Regions from separate parts of the Homo sapiens genome. Here region 2 is linked to region 1. A link is a loop called in an ENCODE intact Hi-C map of the cell type or tissue named here. Cell type or tissue: PC-9. All regions are shown on one strand.

Region 1 (8,000 bases):
TAGTAAGGCAGTAGAGCATAAGATTAGGGAACAGGCTCTGAAGCCAGGCTGCCTGGGTGTTCATATCTTAGCTCTACCTGTTACTGGCTCTGTGGCCTTGAGTAAGTTGCTTAACCTCTCTGAGCCTCAGTTTCCTCACTGATATAATGGAGATTAAATACCTGCCTCACTAGGGTATTTTAAGAATTATGAAATTAATATAAGTCTTTTAGGATAGCATCAGGCACACTAGTCTCAGGGACACAAAGTTGAGTGAGTAATCCTGCTCTCAGGGAAATCACTATCTAATAAGGAAAGCAGTTCATGAGTCAATTACTCACAGCCTAAGTACCGCTGGAAAGGGTAGCACAGACAGAACAAGATGTTTCAATTAGACTGACACTCTGGGTAGGCTTCCTACAGGAGTCAATCCTATAGGGTCAACTGAACCAACCACGCTCTGACGAAAAATGTGGTTCGCTGGAGCCAGAGGCAACAACACTGAGAAGGCCTGGAGGCAGACGTCTGGAAATGGCCAGAGGGATGACCAAAGACTGAGTGCAGCTGCAGGGGGAGCTGAGGCCAGAGGGCCCAACAGGGGACAGATGTTGACAGGCCAGACATGCGCACTTGATGTGAACTTTAACAAAAAAGTCTGAGCTTCCATTTAATAATTGGGATTTTTAAAAGATCTCTGTGGCCTTAGGGTAGAAATTGAAGAGTGTCAGGAAACTCCCAATTTCAAGATCTGTGGAGATGAATTGGAAGCAGCCACCCTATCCACTTTCTCCTCACTGTCTGTTGTCATTGTACCCAGGAAGTGTTTGTCAAGTATTTGCTCTATGCCCTCTCTTTAAGCCAATACCCTGAATACCCTTAATGAAGTTGAGTCAAAAGAATAACTTTCAAATTAGACATGGACTCTAGATTCTATTATGTATGCTCTATTAAAAGAGAACTTCAGACCATCTATATTTGAACAGCTCTACTAGAAAATTAGTAATGTGGCAGCCTCCATTGTTCTATGAAATTTCCATTCATTCATGAGGGGAATCTGCCCAAAGATACAGATGAAGATCATAACTCTATTTTTAACTTCCTATTCTTCCCAAGTGAAAACAGGTTAATTATATTTCAGAAGTAACCTTTTCCTGCCTTTAGATTGGTAACGGTGTCAAATAATTTCATAATGGATAATAAAACTCCCATTAGTGTTATAAATTATATTAGTATGAATCCTTTCCAAAGACTTAAAATGTTTTAGCTGATATTTTAACTGTCTTAAAATGATGTTATAATGTACATTAAAAAAACTTCTCTCATGGTTCAATCTTAGCTCTCCAAAAATCACTGATCTTAATGACTGTGCTGTTTTAGTTCAAATTCTCCTCTTTCTTATATAAAGCATTCAGTAATTCTAAATCTAATACTCTTATTATTTCTGTTCCTGTATGTTCTTAAACATATTCTTACATTAGGGAAACATGACCTAATTGTCCAAGAGGCTCCCTGTGACTCAGAACACTCCAAGAATGCCTTCTAGGATGGTGAATGTTAAGTGGAGAAAAGAATTGTTTTCAGGCCAAGTGATGGTATTTAAATGTCCTTTCCTGTGTGGTTGTTTCTGGATTCCCATTACAACTGCTACGCATCACTTAAAAACTTTCCTTCCTCAACAAAATGCTGGCCTACCCAAACTTTGTCCCTTACAGATTCCATGCCTCCTATGAATGTCACAAATGCATTGATGGTGTAAACCAAAAATAAAATTCAAAGGCCCTCCACAACCGTCTGAATGGACTCCCTCCTCAGTCATGGTACCATAAAATTTAATCCAAAAGACTGGTCAGGCCATGTCAGGATGTAGGAGTTGGACATGCGTTATCATACCCCTCCACCACTAACATCAACACAAATCTTAAGTCTGATAAGAAATATTTACAGTCTTCTCTCTACTTAGAGGCTTCATCCACATGATAAAACCCAGACATTCCTTTCAACTGATAATAACTCTTTTAACCAATTGAAATTGAAATTGAAAGCAGAGTATGTTTAAATCTACCTGTGACCCGGATGCCCTGCCCCTACTCTTTGAGTTGTCCCACTCTTCCAAATCAAACCAGTGTAAATCATACACATAATGATTGATGTATTATGTCTCTTTAAAATGTATAAAAGCAAGCTGTACCCCAACCTCCTTGGGCACATATCAACAGGACGTCCTGAGGCTGTGTCATTGGTGTGCCCCTAACCGTGGCAAAATAAACTTTCTAAATTGACTGATACCTGTTTTAGATATTTGGGGTTCACAATGGCCATCAGTTATTTGAATGACTCTGAAATATCTATTCGGCATTCAAATGAGTAGCCTTAAACTATGACTACATAAATGCAAAATATTTATTGAAAATTTAAAAATTCAGTCAGCCCCTTTGACACTTAATCCTCCCAAGACAAGTAACAAATTTATTATACTTGTTACTAAGGGCAGAGAATTAATATGCTGTAGATTGAGTAGGATTTTTTTGCTTCACCAAACCTTAGTTGGGTTTCTCAATCTTCTCGTAGGCCCATCTATGAACTTCCTCATAAAATCCAGTTTTAGCAAGAACTCCTCACCCTCAGTATCTGACACCCTCCATGTCTGATCAAGGTTCCTTATCCTCCACTATCCCCCAGGTGGTTTCTGGTCAACCTGGCCTGTCTTTAGCCAAAATCCTATTAGGTGAGGTTAGCCAGAATCTCCCCTACTCCTGGTGTTACCTCTTAGAAATTTACCATCCAACTGGCCGGGCACAGTGGCTCATGCCTGTAATCCCAGCATTTTGGGAGGCCGAGGCAGGTGGATCACGAGGTCAGGAGATCAAGACCATCCTGACCAACATGGTGAAACCCCGTCTCTACTAAAAATACAAAAATTAGCTGGGCATGGTGGCGCACACCTGTAGTCTCAGCTACTTGGGAGGCTGAGGCAGGAGAATTGCTTGAACCCAGGAGGCAGACGCTGCAGTGAGCTGAGATCCCACCACTGTATTCCAGCCTAGGTGACAGAGTGAGACTCCATCTCAAAAAAAAAAAAAAAAAGAAAGAAAGAAAGAAATTTACCATCCAACAACTCCCCACTCTGCTTCTTGGCTATAAATTCCCACTTGCCCATCCTGTATTCAGAGTTAAGCCCAGTCTCTCTCCCTGTCTGTAAAATCCCATTGCTATGGTCCCTATACCAATCATGATGGTCCTGATTAAAGTCTGCCTTACCCATGCTTTAATAAGTATCATCAAATAATTTTTTCTTTAGCAAGAAAAAAAATTTGGTCTACAGTAGGTTGCATTGGTTTTTTTCTTGCTGCATAACAAATTACTGTGCTTAACTATTACTTTCTTCCATAGAATGTTTTCCACTTTTTCATGCAAAAGGGGATAGAGTTAGAATAATCTTACTGAAATTTTATTCATTGTTTTGGGATTTTACTACTGGAAAGTCATTAACATGGCACCTGAAATAAAATTATTTTAAAAGAAAAAATTATTCCAATTAGAACTCTCCCTCCTGTTTTGAGACACACTGCTGGGGCTTTAAAAAAATTGTAATCTCGTGACTTTGGCATTTTTCGGAAGAGCAAACAGGATTTTCAGGGTAGAAGAGCACCTACCATGCTTCTCACTTAACTTACTTAAGTCAGACTGGTAGCAATTAGCTCAAGAATTCATTGTGTTTCTATTGAGTGTGTCTTGCAGTTTCACCTCATTAGCATGCCTGCATTTTCTGCATAAATCTATCAAGGATGTTCTCCAAGGGGTTAAGCCTAGATGTGGAAGCAGTGCAGCCCTTTATCAAGAAATCCCTGACAAGATTCTCTTGGTTCAATTCAACTATTGTCCACCGTAGGAAAAAAAAAGATGAATTTGTTCTTCACAATGTAATTTTCCGGCATAAAAAACTTGCAGACTTCCTAGGAATATTTGGCACATTGACAACAGTGTGTCTGACAATTTCTGCTCTGGGATGTGCCGTGACTGGAATCCTCAATAATTTTTCAGATGAGAACTGAAAGCCACAAATAGAGCATAGTGTTTATCCTCACAATGTCTGGCTTTGCCAAACATGATTCAGAGCAAGAAATAGCTAGAGGTCTTATATTACTGCTTTCAACATAGGTTCAAAAAATAATAATAATCCTTAAGAACATATTCACTGGATTGCAAAAAAGACAATGACTCAGCATTCTTTAACTTTCATGACCTCTCCTTATGACTCAACATTACCACTGGCCAGATGACCTGGTTAAAGAAATATTCACAATTATCTGGGACATCTACACAAAGTAAACATGAGGCAATTTTCACAATGACTAAATAAAACCAAAGCAGAACCCTAAGAACATTTTCTTCTATTAAAAACTAAAAACCTGAAATAATTTTTTGCTTTAATAATGTAGATGTTACAAAAAATTGGGAGTAGAAACAATTATTATTTATTTTTTGATAATTATCTCAAATGTCTCCTTTACACCGCATGTATAACTAAATGTAACAAAAAAACTGAGCCAGGATTTAGAAAGTTGAAGATGCATTCTTCTTCACTCATTATTATACAAGCCTGCAAGGTTCTCTGCTGGGCATTCTAGTAACTACAATGATGAGTCATACAGGGGTCCTAGCCTCACATGTTTATGTAATGTGATTTATGAAATATGTGCTCAATTCTAATATATACTAAATTAAATAATAAGTGAACCCTAAATGTAACTCCACTGAAACATGTAGATCCATATTTGCATCCGCACCACCGGTGTCCAAAAGAATGGCTGGGCAGGGTTAAATGCGCATTTTGCTCTTTTCATTTATTCCTTATTTCATTTATTTCTTTTGAATGTGTATATTATTAGACATCAATTGCGCGTGAAATTCTCAGCTCAGAATAAATGTTGGCAAGCAAAATTTACCAAAGTGTTTACTTCTTATTTATTTCCATCCTCTATTTTAATCTACCATTAAAAATAATAGTCGAATATTGCTTTCAGTTAGCACATAATAACCAACACAGTCTTTAAAAGTAGATAGAGGCCAAAGTCAGAATTCTTCATTCAACTGTCAGATAATTCTGAGACGGGTTGGTTCCTTAACCTCTTGAGGCTGTTTGTGTGGGGTGGTGAGGTAGTGAGGCATGACGGAGAGGCAGGAGCAGGCTTGTGAAGAGGCATCAGACTGGGTGATGACAGAGATGAATCCCATTGTGCACCCTTGGGCACATTACTTCCCCTCTCTTGGACTCAGTGTTCTTTCATCTGTAAAAAGGGTGTAAATGCTACTGCAGAGGTAAATACTAAACGGGATAAAGTATCCATGTCTTGGCTGTTGTGAACAATGCTGCCCCAGAAGTGCAAATATCTTTACAAGGTACTGATTTCACTTCCTTTGGGTATATACCCAGAAGTAGAATTGCTGGATCATATAGTAATTCTATGTTTACTTTTTAATGCCTCCATAGTGTGCTCCATAATGGCCATACCAATTTACATTCCATCAACAGTGTACTAGGGTTCCCTTTTCTCCATGCCTTTGCTAACACTTGTTATCTCGTGTCATTTGGTAACAGTCATCCTAACATGTGTGAGGTGATATCCAGTTTGCATCTCCCAGATGATTAAGGATGTTGGTCATCTTTTCATATACCTTTTGGCCATTTGTATGTCTTCTCTAAAGAAATGCCTATTCAGGTCCTTTGCTTAATTTTTAATTGGATTGTCTTTATGTTACTGAGCTGTGTGAGTTACTTGTATATTTTGGTATTAACCACTTATCAGATATATGGTTCACAAATATTTTCTCCCTGTCCATAGGGTGCCTTTTCATATTATTGATTGTTGCTTTTGCTGGACAGAAGCTTTTTAGTTTGATGTAGTCCCATTTGTTTATTTTTGCATTTGTTGCCTGTGCTTCTGGTATTATATTTTAAAAATCATTGCCAAAACTAATATCACAGAACTTTTTCCTGTGTTTTCTTCTAGGAGTTCTACAGTCCAGGTCTTATGTAGGCCAAGATATGTGAACAACTTAAATGCCCACCAATGGATAACTAGATAAAGAAACTGTGGTGTGTATACATGTATATATTAAAATACTATTCAGCTTTCCAAGGATTAAAAAAAATACACTTTAGGTACAATGTACACTACTCGGGTGATGGGTGCACTAAAATCTCAGAATTCACCACTATACAATTCATCCATGTAACCAAAATCCACTTATACCCCAAAAGCTATTGAAATTAAAAAATAAATAAATATTTAAAACGAATATTATTCAGGTTTTAAAAAGGAGATCCTGCTATTTGTAATAACATAGATGAAATTGGAGGACAGGTTAAGTTAATAAAAATAAGCCAGACACAGAAAGAAAAATACTGCACGATCTCTTTTATATGTGGATTTTTTTTTAAGTCAAATACACAAAAATGGAGTAGAACAGTGCTTACTAGAGGTGGCAGGGAAGAAAAGAACAGATAGGAAAAGGTGGGTGAAAGATTACAAAGTTGTAGTTATGTAGAATGAATAAATCTAGGGCTCTAAACTACAGGCATACCTTGAAGACACTGCAGGTTTGATTTCAGATCATTGCAATAAAGCAAATGTGGCAATAAAGCAAGTCACATGAATTTTTTGGTTTCCTAGTGCATATAAAATCATTTACACTATACTTTAGCCTATTAAGTGTGCAATGGCATTATGTCTACACAAACCAATGTCCACACCTTAATTTTAAAATACTGTATTGCTAAAAAATGCTAATGATCATCTGAGTCTTTCAGCAAGTTGTAATCTTTTTGCTGATGGAGAGTTTTGCCTCAGTGTTAATGGCTGCTGACCAATGAGGGTGGGGATTGCTGAAGGTTCAGGTGGCTGGGGCAATTTTTTAAAACAAGACAATGAAGTTTGCCAAATGGATTGACTCTCCCTGTCATGAAAGTTTTCTCTGTAGCATTCAATGCTATTTGATAGCATTTTACCCACAGTAGAACTTCTTTCAGAATTAGAGTCAACCCTTTCAAACCACTGCTTTATCAACTAACTTTATGTAATACTCTAAATCCTTTATGGTCATTTGAACAATGTTCACAGCATCTTCACCAGAAGCAGATTGCACCTCAAGAAATCTTTGTTCATCCATAAGAAGTGACTCCTCAATTGTTCGTTTTATCATGAGATTGCAGCAATTCAGTCATATGCTTGGGCTCTGTTTAATTCTAGCTCTGTATTTCCGCATCTGCAGTACTTCCTCCACTGTAGTCCTGAACCCATCAAATTAATCCATGAGAGTTAAAAATCAGCTTCTTCCAAACTCCTGTTAAAGTTGATATTTGGACCTCCTCTCGTGAATCACGAAGTATGTTCTTACTGACATTTAAAATGCTGAATCCTTTCCAGAAGATTTTTAATTACTCCACCCAGATTTATTAGAGGAATCACTGTTTATGGCAGCTATAGTCTTATAAAATGTATCCCTTAAATAATAAGACTTGAAAGTCAGAATTACTTCTTAGTTCATGAGCTACAGAATGGATGTTGTGTTAGCAGGCATGAAAACATTAATTTCCTTGTATATCTCAATCAGAGCTGTTGGGCAACTTAGGTGCATTGTCAATGAGCAGTAACATTTTGAAAGGAATCTTTTTTCTGAACAGTAGGTCTCAACAATGGGCCTAAAATGTTCATTAAACCATGCTGTCAAGAGATGGGCTATCATTCAGGCTTTGTTGTTCCATTCAGAAAGCTCAGGGAGAGTATATTTGATATACTTCCTAAGAGCCCTAGAATTTTCAGAATGATAAATGAACATAGGCTTCAACTTAAAGTCACCAGCTGCATTAGTCCCTAACAAGAGAGTCAGCCTGTCCTTTGTCACTTTGAAGTCAGGCATTGCCTTCTCCTCTCTAGTGATGAAAGTCCTAGATGGCATCTTCTTTCAATAAAAGGGTGTTTCATCTTCATCGAAAATCTGCTGTCTAATGTAGCCACTTT
Region 2 (8,000 bases), 110 kb before region 1:
CTTGTCTTCTGCTAGATTTTGAAATTGTTTGCTCTTGCTTCTCTAGTTTTTTTAATTAGATCTTTCCTGCTTTCTCCTGTGGGCATTTAGTGCTATAAATTTCCTTCTAAACACTGCTTTAAATGTGTCCCAGAAATTCTGGTACGTTGTGTCTTTGTTCTCATTGGTTTCAAAGAACTTATTTATCTCTGCCTTAATTTTGTTATTTACCCAGTAGTCATTCAGGAGCAGGTTATTCAGTTTCCATGTAGTTGTGTGGTTTTGAGTGAGTTTCTTAATCTTGAGTTCTAATTTGATTGCACTGTGGTCTGAGAGACTGTTTGTTATTATTTACATTCTTTTGCATTGCTGAGGAGTGTTTTATTTCCATTTATGTGGTCAATTTTAGAATAAGTGCAATGTTGTACTGAGAAGAATATATATTCTGTTGATCTGGGGTGGAGAGTTCCATAGATGTCTATCAGGTCCGCTTGATCCAGAACTGAGTTCAAGTCCTGAATATCCTTGTTAATTTTCTGTCTCGTTGCTCTATTATTGACAGTGGGGTGTTAAAGTCTCCCACTATTATTGTGTGGGAGTCTAAGTCTCTTTGTAGGTCTCTAAGAACTTGCTTTATAAATCTGGGTGCTCCTGTATTGGGTACATATATATTTAGGATAGTTAGCTCTTCTTGTTGAATTCATCCCTTTACCATTATGTAATGCCCTTCTTTGTCTTTTTGATCTTTGTTGATTTAACGTCTGTCTTATCGGAGACTAGGATTGAAACTCCTGTTTTTTTTTCTTTTGCTTTCCATTTGCTTGGTAAATATTTCTCCATCCCTTTATTTTGATCCTATGTGTGTCTTTGCACTTGAGATGGGTCTCCTGAATACAGCACACCAATGGGTCTTGACTCTTTATCCAATTTGCCAGTCTGTGTCTTTTAATTGGGGCATTTAGCCCATTCACATTTAAGGGTAATATTGTTATGTGTGAATTTGATCCTGTCATTATGATGCTACCTGGTTATTTTGCCCATTAGTTGATGCAGTTTCTTCATAGTGTTGATGATCTTTACAATTTGGTATGTTTTTGCAGTGGCTGGTATGGGTTTTTCCTTTGCATATTTAGTGCTTCCTTCAAGAGGAGCTCTTGTAAGGCAGGCCTGATGGTGACAACATCTTTCAGCATTTGCCTGTCTGTAAAGGATTTCATTTCTCCTTCACTTATGAAGCTTAGTTTGGCTGGATATGAAATTCTGGCTTGAAAAATTCTTTTATATAAGAATGTTGAATATTGGCCCCCACTCTCTTCTAGCTTGTTAGGTTTCTGCAGAGAGATCCACTGTTAGTCTGATGAGCTTCCTTTTGTGGTAACCCGACCTTTCTCTGGCTGCCCTTAATATTTTTTCCTTCATTTCAAACTTGGCAAATCTGACTATTATGTGTCTTTGGGTTGCCCTTCTCAAGGAATATCCTTGTGGTGTTCTCTGTATTTCCTGAATTTGGATGTTGGCCTGTCTTCCTAGGTTGGGGAAGTTCTCCTGGATAATATCCTGAAGAGTGCTTTCCAACTTGGTTCCATTCTCCTTGTCACTTTCAGGTACACCAATCAAACATAGGTTTGGTCTTTTCACAAAGTCCCATATTTCTTGGAGGCTTTCTTCATTCCTTTTTATTCTTTTTTCTCTATTCTTGTCTTCACACTTTATTTCATTAAGTTGAACTTCAATCTCTGATATCCTTTCACCCACTTCACTGATTCAGCTATTGATACTTTGTATGCTTCACGAAGTTCTTGTGCTGTGTTTTTCAGCTCCTTCAGGTCATTTATGTTTTCTCTAAACTGGTTATTCTAGTTAGCAATTCCTCTAACCTTTTTTCAAGGTTCTTAGCTTCTTTGCATTGGGTTAGAACATGCTCCTTTAGCTCGGAGGAATTTGTTATTACCCACCTTCTGAAGCCTACTTCTGTCAATTCATCAGACTCATTCTCCATCCAGTTTTGTCCCCTTGCTGGTGAGGAGTTGTGATCCTTTGGAGGAGAAGAGGCGTTCTGCTTTTTGGAATTTTCACCCTTTTTGTGCTGGTTTTTCCTCATCTTCGTGGTTTTATCTACCTTTGGTTTTTCATGTTAGTGACCTTCAGATGGGGTTTCCGTGTGGACGTCCTTTTTCTTTATGTTTATGCTATTCCTTTCTATTTGTTAATTTTCCTTCTAACAGGCCCCTCTGATACAGGTCTGCTGGAGTTTGCTGGAGGTCCACTCCAGACCCTGTTTGCCTGGGTATCACTAGCAGAGGCTGCCAAACAGCAAAGATTGCTGCCTGTTCCTTCCTCTGGAAGCTTCGTCCCCCAGAGGGGCACCCACAAGATGCCAGCTGGAGCTCTCCTGTATGAGATGTCTGTCGACCCCTGCTGGGAGATGTCTCCCAGTCAGGAGGCATGGGGGTCAGGGACCCACTTGAGGAGGCAGTCTGTCCCTTAGCAGAGCTCAAGGGCTGTGCTGAGAGATCCTCTGCTTTCTTTAGAGCCAATGGGCAGGAATGTTTAAGTCTGCTGAAGCTGTGCCCACAGCCGCCCCTTTCCCCAGGTGTTCTGTCCCAGGGAGATGGGAGTTTTATCTATAAGCCCCTGACTGGGGCTGCTGCCTTTCTTTCAGAGATGCCCTGCCCAGAGAGGAGGAATCTAGAGAGGCAGTGTGGCTACAGAGGCTTTGTGGAGCTGCGGTGGGCTCCGCCCAGTTCGAACTTCCTGGCAGCTTTGTTTACACTCAGTTGGAAATGCAGAAATCACAGGCCTTCTGTGTTGATTTCACTGGGAACTGCAGACCAGAGCTGTTCCTATTCAGCCATACAGAGTCTCCCTCTTGGCAGCTCTTCAGAATAGAAGCCATGTCTCAGGCAGCAATGTGGCCAGATAGAAAGTTGGTGTTTCCTGTGCAAAAGAGTTAATCTTTGCAAGTGTGGTTCTGAGAAGTTGGTGGGAGACCCTATCTCTGCCAGTCATGGCAAAATACAGTCTGGGCAGGTTTCCAAGTTCAGCTGACATTCCTAAGCCAATGAGAAGTGTCCAAGATGGTTTCCAGCTTTCTCTCCAAGGGTAAGAGTTGAATGTGTTGACTGACCTTTACCAGCACGAACACATTTGCCATTTGACTCTGAGGAATAAATGGGTGACCTGACTGTGGGCACAGAGCTGAAGGCTGATTCTCCAGAAAACTCACCATCAGTTTGCTCAGCAACGCTGCTGACTCGGAACACATTTTGTTTTTTCTTTTTGAAACTGCACCATGCATTCTTGAAAGCATGACTCAACCTTACCAGCAGTCTCAGTGAGCTTGAAATGGCCTCAACTAGAGGATTTATAGCCTTTGCAAACACAGGGCACATTTCTTTGTTTCCTTTCAGAAACTGAGAAGTGATTCATTTTCAGTAAACAAAGAGAGGATTACCAACACATTTACTAGTCTGAAATTCAGCTTCCATTGAATGCAATTCCTTTAGTTCCTAGTAAAGGCATTGTGCATTTCAAACAGCTATCTTTCTTCTTTAATCCACTTTCTTTCTTCCTAGTGTGGAAAAGATATATAATTTAGCCCTCACTCAAATACAAATAAGATGAGTTTCAAAGGCCATTCAGGCCCTAATGTGTGTCCTTTGCAAGAACAAGAAACTGTGATTCTGAAGAATTTAAATACAGATACTGTTGGCAGCCAGAGATGTTTTCTGCTGTTGGAATGCAAAAGAAAATATTACTTTATAGCTGCACTGTGCCACTCCTGACATTGATGGGTCTTGTATTCACCAGAGGAGGGAAAATTAAAATATCTTACCTGTCTACACAGTATCCTTGGTGGTTACACAACAATAAAATATTCAGCAGTCTGATACCTTTACTGTTAAAACTGAAATACCAAATTGAAACTGGTTGAGAATGTGTGCAGTCTATTGTGTTCCTACTTTCTTTAGATTAGCTTTCTATCACAATAACTGCATTCAGTAGGGCTCATATTGTCTCAATTATAAAGTCAACTCCAGACATTAGCACTAGATTGCTTCAGCGAATCTCAAATATTTTTAACTGTTGACAAAAGTTTCAGTTTCATTATGCCAAGTTCCAGAGTAAAACTATGGTAATGTAATCACTTCTCAGACTTTCATTATTTGCATGTTCCCAGAAAATCATTATAACTTTCTAGAATTATCCTGAATGGTTCAAAGTAAGCAGTTTTCAAGTCAGTAGGAATTGCAGAGGCAGCTGATAGTCACTTATCCATTTGTTTATTAGAAATATGTCACAGCCAATTTTTGACATGAATCTTCTCATTTTCAGAAGAATGTTAGAAATAGCTCAGCTAATGTACCATAAAAGTTCAAATTTTGATAATGAAACTAAAAGCCATATTAACAAATGAACCCACTGCTTTATGCACCAGAAAGTGAGAATTTTATGTTCCCATTTTTTCCCTTGTATGGTATCCACAAATTTTCTTGACAGAAACTCAGCATCAATTCAGAAAAATTCTTTTTGACTGAATATTTTTAGTCATATGTTCCCTATTTAAGGTGTAGGACAGGAAAAAGGATTTTCTCTTTACTTTCATAGTTTTTAGTTGAATGGGCCCTTATAACAAAAGACAGATTGATAAGAAAAGAACACACAATTTTATTAACATGTAACCTCATGTATACATGGGAGCTATCTAGAGAAATCACTAAATCTCAAAGAGATGGTTTAGACTTGGGTTTACAGACAATCTACCACTGAAAGAAAGAAAGAATGGTATGGGAAAAGCATAGTAAATAAGAGAAAAGTTTGTTATGCAGATTTAAGTGGGTGCCTTCTCCATTGATAAGAGTCTTAAATGATTTATAATCATACATCTCTTCTTGGCTAGGGGTTGGGGGGCAGGGAGAGAGAGAGAGAGAGAGAGAGAGAGACAGACAGACAGAGAGATAGCTTTACAAATTGAGATTTTTTGTATAGATGTTAATTTCCCTCGCAAAAAGGGTAGCTTTAACTCTGTTTTCAGAGTTTCTCATGTGTCTGCCATTTCTCAAAATAATTAGTTCAAAATAACCCTTATGCCAAAAAGGCATATTTTAGGGTGGCATATTCTGTTCTCCTACAAAGGCTATTGTTGGGGCTCAGAAACAATACCCCCAAATATGGCATTTTTGACATGCTGCACTGAAGAAACCTTCAAGGTCTCTATGACCTCTCCTAGACATTGAAGTTCCTTTATCTGCCTAAGATCCAGACCTCCAAGGAGAACAATTTTTCTTGTTCCCCTCTGTGGCCATTACAGAAAAGATGACCAAGAATGAAACTACACCTGAACAAACCCCTTTTTTCAATAAGATAATGACTGTCTCCAAGGATCATTTAAATTTCAAACAGAAATATTTGCAAGTTAATTTCTGTTTCCCTGGATCCAGTCCTTCTCCCTAGTAATCATTTATTGCTGGTTAGTAGAATTCCTCTTCTCCCTTTCCTGTAACCTGTTCTGTCCATCCAACCCCCCATTCTTTCTGCAAGTTTCTGTACCTCATTGCGAGGTTGGGTCTTCATTCTGAAGGCTCCCATGCATACACATTAAATAAATTTGTGTGTCTTTTCTCCAACTAATCAATCTGCCTTATGTCAGTGATTTTTTCATCAAACCACTGGGTGGACAACGACCTTGGGCCCAACACTGTCTATTGGAGTTCAGGAATATCATCCGAAGAGGAAGGAGCATTTCACTTTATAATTTTTGGATTTTTAAACTGCTAGCTTCATTAGACTGAGTGTGGGGAGTAAAATCCTCTATTTTAAAATCCACATATTTCCATTTACTGACATAAGGTTTGATTGCATTGAATAATGAGATAGCTCTGTAGCCATGTAATAAAAATAGTGGGAGTAGCCACACAAGAATCTACTATCTGTAAGTGATCTGTTTTAGCCACAGGTTCATAAATGCCATTAAATAGCAAGAAGAACTTTATTTGCCAAAATACTAACAATATCAGAGTTTTTTTAATGGAAAGAATCTAAAAACACTTTCTAGAACATCTAATATTTCAAATATCTCAGACATTATTCTGATGTAAATTTGTGCTCCTGAATAAATTACCTATACCAGAGATTTCTATCATGTGGAAAGCTTTTTAAAAATGCAAGCTCCTGAAACTGACTTTGCAAAAATTATAACTGAGGATATTATGACAGTGAAAGAAGTCAGACCTAACCAACTCCATCTTGCTTTAAGCTGTCCTTGTTCATTCCTGGGTGTCCACCAAATTAACCTTGGGAAGGAAGTTAGTTTATAGTTTGACTCTGAAACAAAAGTGTTAATAGTCCTTTTCCAAAAAGACCCCCGTTTTGCCTGCGGACCAGTCTGCCTTTGTAAGACTAACAAATTAGCTACAAGATTGGAAACTACGGTTTAGGGGCCAGGCAGCAAGGGTCTGAACCTCCCCAGATTGCTCCTGGGGATAACATCACTATTGTAAAACCTAAGATCAGTGCTTGAGATATTTTGCAGACCCTGTGCTCAGTGGATCAGCTGACACCACCCAAACTGATAATCTGGCTCAACCAATTCTGTGATCCCACCCAGGAACAGAAGACAGCAAGAAAAACTCACTTCAACCCCACTATAATTCCATTTGCCACCTAACCAATCAGCACTCCCCACTTCCGGAGCCCCTACCTGCCAAATTATCCTTAAAAACTCTGATCCTCAATGCTTGGGGAGACTGACTGCAGTAATGATAAAACTCTGATCTCCCATACACAGCTGGCTTTGCATGAATTACTCTTTCTCCATTGCAATTCCCCTGTCTTGGTAAATTGGCTCTGCCTGGGCAGCGGGCAAGGTGAACCCACTGGGCAGTTACATTCCTAAGCCTTACACCAGATCCACAAAATCAGAATCTCCAAGGGTAGAGCCCGTGAATCACTTTTTTAAAATTCTCTATCATTCTGATCATTGCTAATCATTGGTCATAGATGGGATTTAAAATCTTAGTTTAATTTGTTATACAGATTTGATCTTAAATATTTAGATTCTGTTTATACCCTTAATTACATCTAGAATAATCCTAAAATGTACATTTTGTATTTTTTAAATAAATCATTAACAAAATTTAAATTTTGCACTTGAAAACTTTTCACAGGTTTTATTCTACTTATGATAGAATGTGTAGGTTTTAAAAATTATCATATGATATGATTAATAACACAATTCAAAGGTTTATATATGTCAGTGGTTTTATCACAACTCAAAAATTTCTAGTAATTACTGCTTTGAGCCCCATTTAGCCTAAGAGTGCTAATTTGGCCCTGTGTGTTATTGAGCTTTATTAATTAACTCATCACCATGCATTTTATAAGTTCACAATTTATTTAGTGTGGTAGGAAAACAGATAAGCAGCAGCAAACAAACTTATTAATGCCGGTATATGTTGTTTTATTTGTTGTTTGCTTTCATTTTTTTATGTGATTTTAGCTTGCACCACCATGAACCAGGAAACCTGGCCATACATTGTACACTAACTCGTGTTGATTCAGCACAATGAATGAACATCTCCTTTAAGTGGAATATAAATGACCATTTTAGATGGTGGCAATGACTGCTAATTGTCCTACCTGTCAGTCCCGGCCTCCAGCCTGTCCCCAAGATTATATGGGACAGAAATATCTGTCTTATTTAAGCCACTGCTATCTTGTCTCTGTTACAACCAACACCTAACTAATACACAGCGAATGGTACTCATTGTGTCCATTTTTAGGACGCTCTACATCCTTTTCTGTCATTTTGACATTGATAGCATTTGGGATGATGTCAATTCTGCACACACAACGTACAAAACATCTACTAAATAAGGCAATAGAGCTTATGCTGCTATAATATTTATGTTAATGAAGGTACTGTACACCTACAGCAGAGATGAAGCTAAACCGCAAGCTCATAATACATAAATGAATCTTAGATTTGGGGATTTAGACATTGAAAGAATTGCAGTCCTTCC

The links. Peaks named below come from ENCODE experiments on the same cell type or tissue, not always from the same donor. Only the 100,000 strongest peaks of a DNase experiment are listed, where the experiment ranks them.
Region 2: it touches region 1 in a loop (5-fold over the local background); 2 of 110 quality-filtered maps call a loop at or near these places.

What each region holds. Positions count from the first base shown.
Region 1 is chr12:58,307,178-58,315,177 of GRCh38, reverse strand. No RefSeq gene overlaps it. Among named protein-coding and RNA genes, the nearest start is that of LINC02403, 220 kb to the right of the region's middle. In PC-9, CTCF peaks have their summits at 4,405 and 4,604; DNase peaks (open chromatin) are centred at 4,207 and 4,587; H3K4me3 peaks cover 529 bases; H3K27ac peaks cover 2,951 bases.
Region 2 is chr12:58,420,982-58,428,981 of GRCh38, reverse strand. No RefSeq gene overlaps it. Among named protein-coding and RNA genes, the nearest start is that of LINC02403, 340 kb to the right of the region's middle. RefSeq lists enhancers at 2,569-2,688, 2,869-2,948, 2,953-3,900. In PC-9, no CTCF peak of the experiment used is centred here; DNase peaks (open chromatin) are centred at 2,741 and 3,341; H3K4me3 peaks cover 2,600 bases; H3K27ac peaks cover 3,053 bases.